2 separate regions of the Homo sapiens genome follow, and region 1 is linked to region 2. The links are chromatin contacts, found by Hi-C or POLR2A ChIA-PET in ENCODE. All regions are on one chromosome and are shown on one strand. Each heading gives the region's core, a stretch centred on a gene start or an enhancer-like site at or near the end of the contact. The rest is flanking DNA. Distances are from core to core; before and after follow the strand shown. Region 1 holds the start of H2BC8 (H2B clustered histone 8). Region 2 holds the start of LINC02980 (long intergenic non-protein coding RNA 2980).

Region 1 (2,929 bases), core at 135-2,634, 220 kb after region 2:
CTGAAACTACAGGTGAGTGCCACCACGCCCGGCTAATTTTGTTTGTATTTTTTTAGTAGAGACAGGGTTTCACAGTGTTAGCCAGGATGGTCTCGACCTCCTGACCTCGTGATCCGCCCGTCTCGGCCTCCCAAAGTGATGGGATTAGAGGCGTGAGCCACCGCGCACGGCGGAAAACGAGATTTTTTAGATCAACTTTACATTGCCAATGCCCATGGTATTCCCTCCACAACAAACTCCACAAGAGTGCTCAGAAAAGTCAAACTTGTTATCAGGTGATCTTTAGGGACCCAAAGACTACTCTTCCTACCCTTTCCAGTGTTGCCCAGGCTGGAATTGCACTAGCGTATTCACATGTTCCTGCAGTCTCTAGCCCGAGAGTTTAAGCTATCCTACCACCTCAGCCTACCGAGTAAATGATAGTACAGACGCAAGCCGTCACACCTGGTTAGCTTCATTTTTTTGCAGAGACGAGTTCTATGTTGCCCAGGCAAATCTGTTAACTCCTGAGCTGAAGAAAGCCTCATGCATCGACCTCCCAAAGTGCTAGGATTACAGGATCTTGCCAACACAGAACAGGAGTATCTCCTGATCAATTTTTTTTGAGACGAAGCCTCGCCTTTGTCGCCCAGGCTAGAATGCAAAAGCGCCATGTCTTTTCACTGCAACCTTTGCTTGCTGGGTTTAAGTGATTCTCCTGCGGCAGCCTCCCGAGTCTCTGGGATGACACGCGACTGCCCCACGCCCGGCTAATATTTGTATTTTTAGTAGAAACGAGATTTAACCACGTTAGCCAAACTGGTCTCGATCCGCACGCCTCGGCCTCCCAAAGTGCTGGGATTACAAAATCGGAAAAATTATTCCCTAGAAAACGGTGAAATTCAATATTAAAGCTCTTTATGTGAGACTTGAGTGGCTCTGAAAAGAGCCTTTGAGTTTTAAAGCACCTAAGCACACATTTACTTGGAGCTTGTATACTTGGTGACAGCCTTGGTACCTTCGGACACTGCGTGCTTGGCCAGCTCTCCGGGAAGCAGCAGACGCACGGCGGTCTGGATCTCCCTGGAGGTAATGGTCGAGCGCTTGTTGTAGTGGGCCAGACGGGAAGCCTCGCCTGCGATGCGTTCGAAGATGTCGTTAACGAAGGAATTCATGATGCCCATGGCCTTGGATGAGATGCCAGTATCGGGGTGAACCTGTTTTAGCACCTTGTACACATACACGGAGTAGCTCTCCTTACGACTGCGCTTGCGCTTCTTGCCATCCTTCTTCTGCGCCTTGGTCACAGCCTTCTTGGAACCCTTCTTCGGAGCAGGAGCTGACTTAGCTGGTTCAGGCATGCTGTCAGAAAACAATAACAGCAGTGAGAATGAACGCACTTAAATAAAAGCTCGTGTCTAGAGTCTCTCCTTTTATAGGCCTTTCATGCAAATAAAGAATTCAAAATATCCAGCTCTGATTGGGCAATGTGTTAGTGACGCATACATGTAAAATAGCCTTCACCTTATTTCCTTTCTAATTGGTTGGCTCGTCAAAGAACAATTTTAACCAATCAAATTGCGCCTTTCACAATTCTACCGATGACTATAACTAGCTTCTTATTCCTCCATCGAGCCCATTCTTTTTCTTTATTCAGTGGATTGTTAGTTCTTCTGCTGTTAGGAAGCCACTATGTCTGGACGTGGAAAGCAAGGCGGCAAAGCTCGGGCAAAAGCTAAAACGCGTTCTTCCAGGGCCGGTCTTCAGTTTCCAGTTGGCCGTGTGCACCGCCTCCTCCGCAAAGGCAACTACTCCGAACGAGTCGGGGCCGGCGCTCCAGTGTACCTGGCAGCGGTGCTGGAATATCTGACGGCCGAGATCTTAGAGCTAGCTGGCAACGCGGCTCGCGACAATAAGAAGACCCGCATCATCCCGCGCCACCTGCAGCTAGCCATCCGCAACGACGAGGAGCTAAATAAGCTTCTAGGTCGCGTGACCATCGCGCAGGGCGGTGTCCTGCCCAACATCCAGGCCGTATTGCTGCCTAAGAAGACGGAGAGCCACCATAAGGCCAAGGGCAAGTGAAATGATTACTAGTCAAATCCGTCAGTGATCCCGAGTCCCAGAAACCAAAGGCTCTTTTCAGAGCCACCCACCTTTTCTGTAAAGTGCTGGAATACACATACGATGCCTGAAATCTCAATGTTCACTGTCCTAATTTTTAACGAACGCTTCTGACGTTACTGGTCAGTTCTTTATTGAAATCCTTGCTCACATTTCATGCACTAATTTATCTTACTGGTGTTTCTTTGCAGTAAAAATGCGTTTATAAAGGTATACAAGAATAGAAACCGAGGTTGTGACACCAAGGTTTCACTGCGTTATTTTGTGTATAGGTCCATGCTGTGTATACAAATTTATCATTAATACACAGGCTGTTTATTCATGTGCACTTGTCAGAAAAGGGTGAAATATTAATACAGAAACGAGAGAACAAAGAAGGATAGCTGCCCATTAGCATTTCAGGGCGGGCTTTTTAAGTTTTAAAGATGACTGCATTCCGGCTGGGCTCAGTGGCTCATGCCTGTAATCCCAACACTTTGGGAGGCCAAGGAGGGCGGATCATAGGGTCAGGAGTTCGAAATCAGCCTGCCCAACATAATGAAAGCCCGTCTCTACTAAACAAATACAAAAAGTAGCCGGGCGTGGTGGTGTGCATCTGTAGTCCCAGCAACTTGGGAGGCTGAGGCAGGAGAATCGCTTGACTCCGGGAGGCAGAGGCTGCAGTGAGCCGAGATCACGCTATTGCACTCCAGCCTGGGTAACAGAGCAAGACTACGTCTCAAAAAAAAAAAAAAAAAAAAAGACTACATTCCTCTAGTGAGAATTGTGTTTGTTGGATTTCTCTTTTCAAAAGGAGCAATTAACACAGTATTCTAAAATAAACACT
Region 2 (3,030 bases), core at 391-2,890:
CCTCACTTCAGTCCACAGGCAGGGTCCTCAGTCTTCAGCGCTCCTTCTCTTTCCCCTTTGTCTTGTGTCTCCTTGGGTCTCTTTTCTCCAAGACCTAAACTCCCTGAGGACAGGACTATTTTTTACATCTTGATGTCACTCCTGAGCACTTGCTTTAATGTGTTGGACACTGGGTCCATTAAAGATTGTATGTGAAATTATAAAAGAAACGTTTTCACCTTTCTGTGGTACAGCTATAATTTCTGGTTTCATTTACCAACTGGGTGAAAGTGGACCAGTGACACCATTTGTCTGGGCCTTCCTTTCCTGAAATATAATATTGGGGCAATAGTCCCTGGTTCTTGTAAGGTGTTCAGGCACAAAACGCTAGGCATGTAACATACTAAATGAGGTTTTCCCAGTTAATTTATATGATTGCAAAGGACGTTCATATACACGGTCTGCTAAAGAATTCTGGGGCCAATTAATCTCTGTGGCATGATGGGTAAGTCGATCCCTTCTCTGGGCGTCTATTACTTCAGAAAAGGCATGAACTCAATTTTAGGGACCACACAAAAAAATTTATTCACTATCGTGTAGGACTTGGTCATTAGAGAGCTTTTGTTTCTTTTTTTTAAAATTTTTTTTAATTTTTATTTTCGTGTATGTGAATTTAATGGAGAGCTTTTAAATAACCAGATATTTAAATAACCAGATAATACAGATGCCCGGCCTGCTCCAGACAAATTAGAAAAGTATGTAGGTGAGGAGGGACCAGCCAGAAGGCGGTTTCAGCTCTGGAGTGACACTGAACGTACTTCTCTTCCAGGGATGTCACGAGGTGTCAATTTCTCTGGCCTTACCCAGGTCCATGCCCGCCCCCAGGGGCCCCAAGAATGACTTCAGCACCCCACCCCCACCTCCCTCTCCAGATGTGGGTCCTGGGAGCGTTCAAGGCCCGTCAGTCACTCGAGCCACCCCTTGGCGGCTGGACCAAATCTTGGGCTGCCGCCTGGATCTGCAGCTGGAAAGCGCCGTGACCACCGGTGTCCCCAGCTGGAGCAGGGCGGGCTGCACGACTCGCGAGGACGCCCTGAACCGCGGCTTCCTCTTTCATAGCCGCAGGACTCGTGGTCAGAAGGCCGACTCCAAGCCTCAGCGGATCCACGAAATGGCCTCTTTGAGGCTGTGGTGAAATTTAAGATACCCTTTCCCTGCCATTGTTACTGACGTACTTCAGCAAACAGGTTAAAGTTCTGAAAGGACGTGGTCACGACTTTATATTTCTTACAGATTTGTGTCTCATGTTTTGTGCGTAAAAACCATTCGTCCTCATTTGAGATTCTCATATCCGTAATTCAGTTATACATAAAACTGAATTCAGTTATATCATAAAATGTTCCCATGCGGGGAATGATTCGTTGGGGTCTCAGCCTGAGGCCAGACGCAGCAGAGAGATCGGGAGTTGGGGGATGGCGGGCGGGGAGCGGAGAGGAGGCCGCCCGCCGCCAGACTCAGGGTCCAGCAGAGCAGCAAATGCTCCCCGGCTCCCAGCCAGGGCGCAGCTGCTGGCCTGGGGCCGCCCCTCACGCCGCAGGAGCCCCGCCCGCAGCGCCGGCCCTGCCCCTGGCCTGTGAGGGCGCCAGCGCCCCCTACAGCTTGCAGTCGCCCTGCGCGCCTCCCCGCGAGGCTTGTTTTCTAGCGCCTCTGGTGGGCCGCCTCCCGCAGGCCTGGTGTGAGCCTGGGGTCCGTTCTCACAGCTGGATCTGGGGTCTGAATGCCGCGCCCTCTGGAGAGCCACAGATGGGTCTCCGCTGATGCTTCTCTCAATTTCCTCTAAGAGCGAGAGCTCCGGGAAAGGAGCCGATCCTGGTGGAAGACTACAGGTCTGAGTCCACTGGACGAAAAACGAGGTGCGTTAAGAGACCGCGGGAGTGGGGAAATGGGGAAGTGAGGGTGGGGACTGGGCAATGGGGGCGGGACGAGAGGTCTGGGGCTGGCGGGGACAGGGCTTAAGAGAGAGCCACCCCTCCTAGCCTTGAAGCTGTACCGAGCTTCCCTGTGATATTTTAAAATGCAAAAGTACAAAAATTGAAGTAATGGAACTATGCGTACGCACCTCCTAGATTTTTAAAGGTTAACGTGTGACTGTGTTTACTTCAGATGTTCCTGAAATAAATGAAAATGACCAGTTAAAATGAAGGAAGAACGCGCTTGCGTCCCTCCTAGAGGTCAAACACTCTTCTGAGGATAGGTTGTATGCTCTCAGCGCCTCTTTTTATTAAAAGTATTAAGAAGTACTTTTCCAAATATTAGATGTAGTGTGTCATATCATTTAAACGATTTTTTTTGTTTAAAATAGTCTTTTAAAAATAATCTTTTTATTTTTAGATTTTTTTGAGACAGAGTCTCGCTGTGTTGCTCAGGCTGGAGTGCAGTGGCGCCATCTCCCCTCACTGCAACCTCTGCCTCCCAGGTTCAAGTGATTCTCCTGCCTCAGACTCCCAAGTAGCTGGGATTAAAAGCGTGAGCCACCACACCCTACCAATTTTTGTATTTTAGTAGAGATGGGGTTTCACTATGTTGTCCAGGCTGGTCTCGAAATCATGACCTCCACTAATCCACCTACCTCGGCCTCCCAGAGTGCTGAGATTACAGGCATAAGCCACCGTGCCTGGCCACTTTAATCATTTTTGTTTTTGCATCTAGTCTAAGAAATTCTGCACTAAAATTCTGCACTATTTTCTTCTAAAATTTTAAAACATTTTCTATCTGTGTCTTTGTTAGATGTAGAAACTTTTGTGTATGATATGGGGTATAGCTATAATTTTATTTTTATTCCATATGAAAGCCAGTTTCTCAGCCCAGGTAATTGAATAGACCATCCTTTCTCCACCAACTCTTAAGGCTACTTCTGCTCTATTGTGTTCATAGTAGTTTCTAGGCTTTCTGTTTTGTTGTACTGATTTCTTCACCTATTTTTGCATCAAGGCTCTCCTCTTGGGGAAATAAAACAATCCTGCCAACCAAAGACCCCTCTGGATCCTCAAA

Evidence for each region. Hi-C counts contacts between places; a loop is a spot of excess contacts on that map. ChIA-PET counts read pairs that join two places held with the same protein, here RNA polymerase II (POLR2A). Pooled maps may share reads with other maps.
Region 1: a loop to region 2 is called in a pooled map, with 3 times the contacts of the local background. The contact joins the promoter of H2BC8 here to the promoter of LINC02980 in region 2. A Hi-C loop is called at or near these places in 3 of 50 pooled maps. POLR2A ChIA-PET finds 5 or more read pairs at or near these places in 2 of 52 experiments (HepG2 and naive thymus-derived CD4-positive, alpha-beta T cell).

Annotation. Positions count from the first base shown.
Region 1 is chr6:26,215,304-26,218,232 of GRCh38, forward strand. It overlaps H2BC8 (H2B clustered histone 8), which reads right to left and starts at 1,385. Exons shown (of 1, transcript NM_003518.4): 1 at 897-1,385. The coding sequence starts at 1,340. The coding sequence ends at 960. It overlaps H2AC8 (H2A clustered histone 8), which reads left to right and starts at 1,618. Exons shown (of 1, transcript NM_021052.4): 1 at 1,618-2,134. The coding sequence starts at 1,672. The coding sequence ends at 2,064. RefSeq lists enhancers at 499-628, 679-768, 849-1,198, 1,110-1,761, 1,629-2,048 and 2 more.
Region 2 is chr6:25,991,027-25,994,056 of GRCh38, forward strand. It overlaps LINC02980 (long intergenic non-protein coding RNA 2980), which reads left to right and starts at 1,641. Exons shown (of 3, transcript NR_186645.1): 1 at 1,641-1,892. It overlaps TRIM38 (tripartite motif containing 38), which reads left to right. Exons shown (of 8, transcript NM_006355.5): 8 at 1-205. RefSeq lists a silencer at 1,450-1,759 and an enhancer at 1,750-1,959.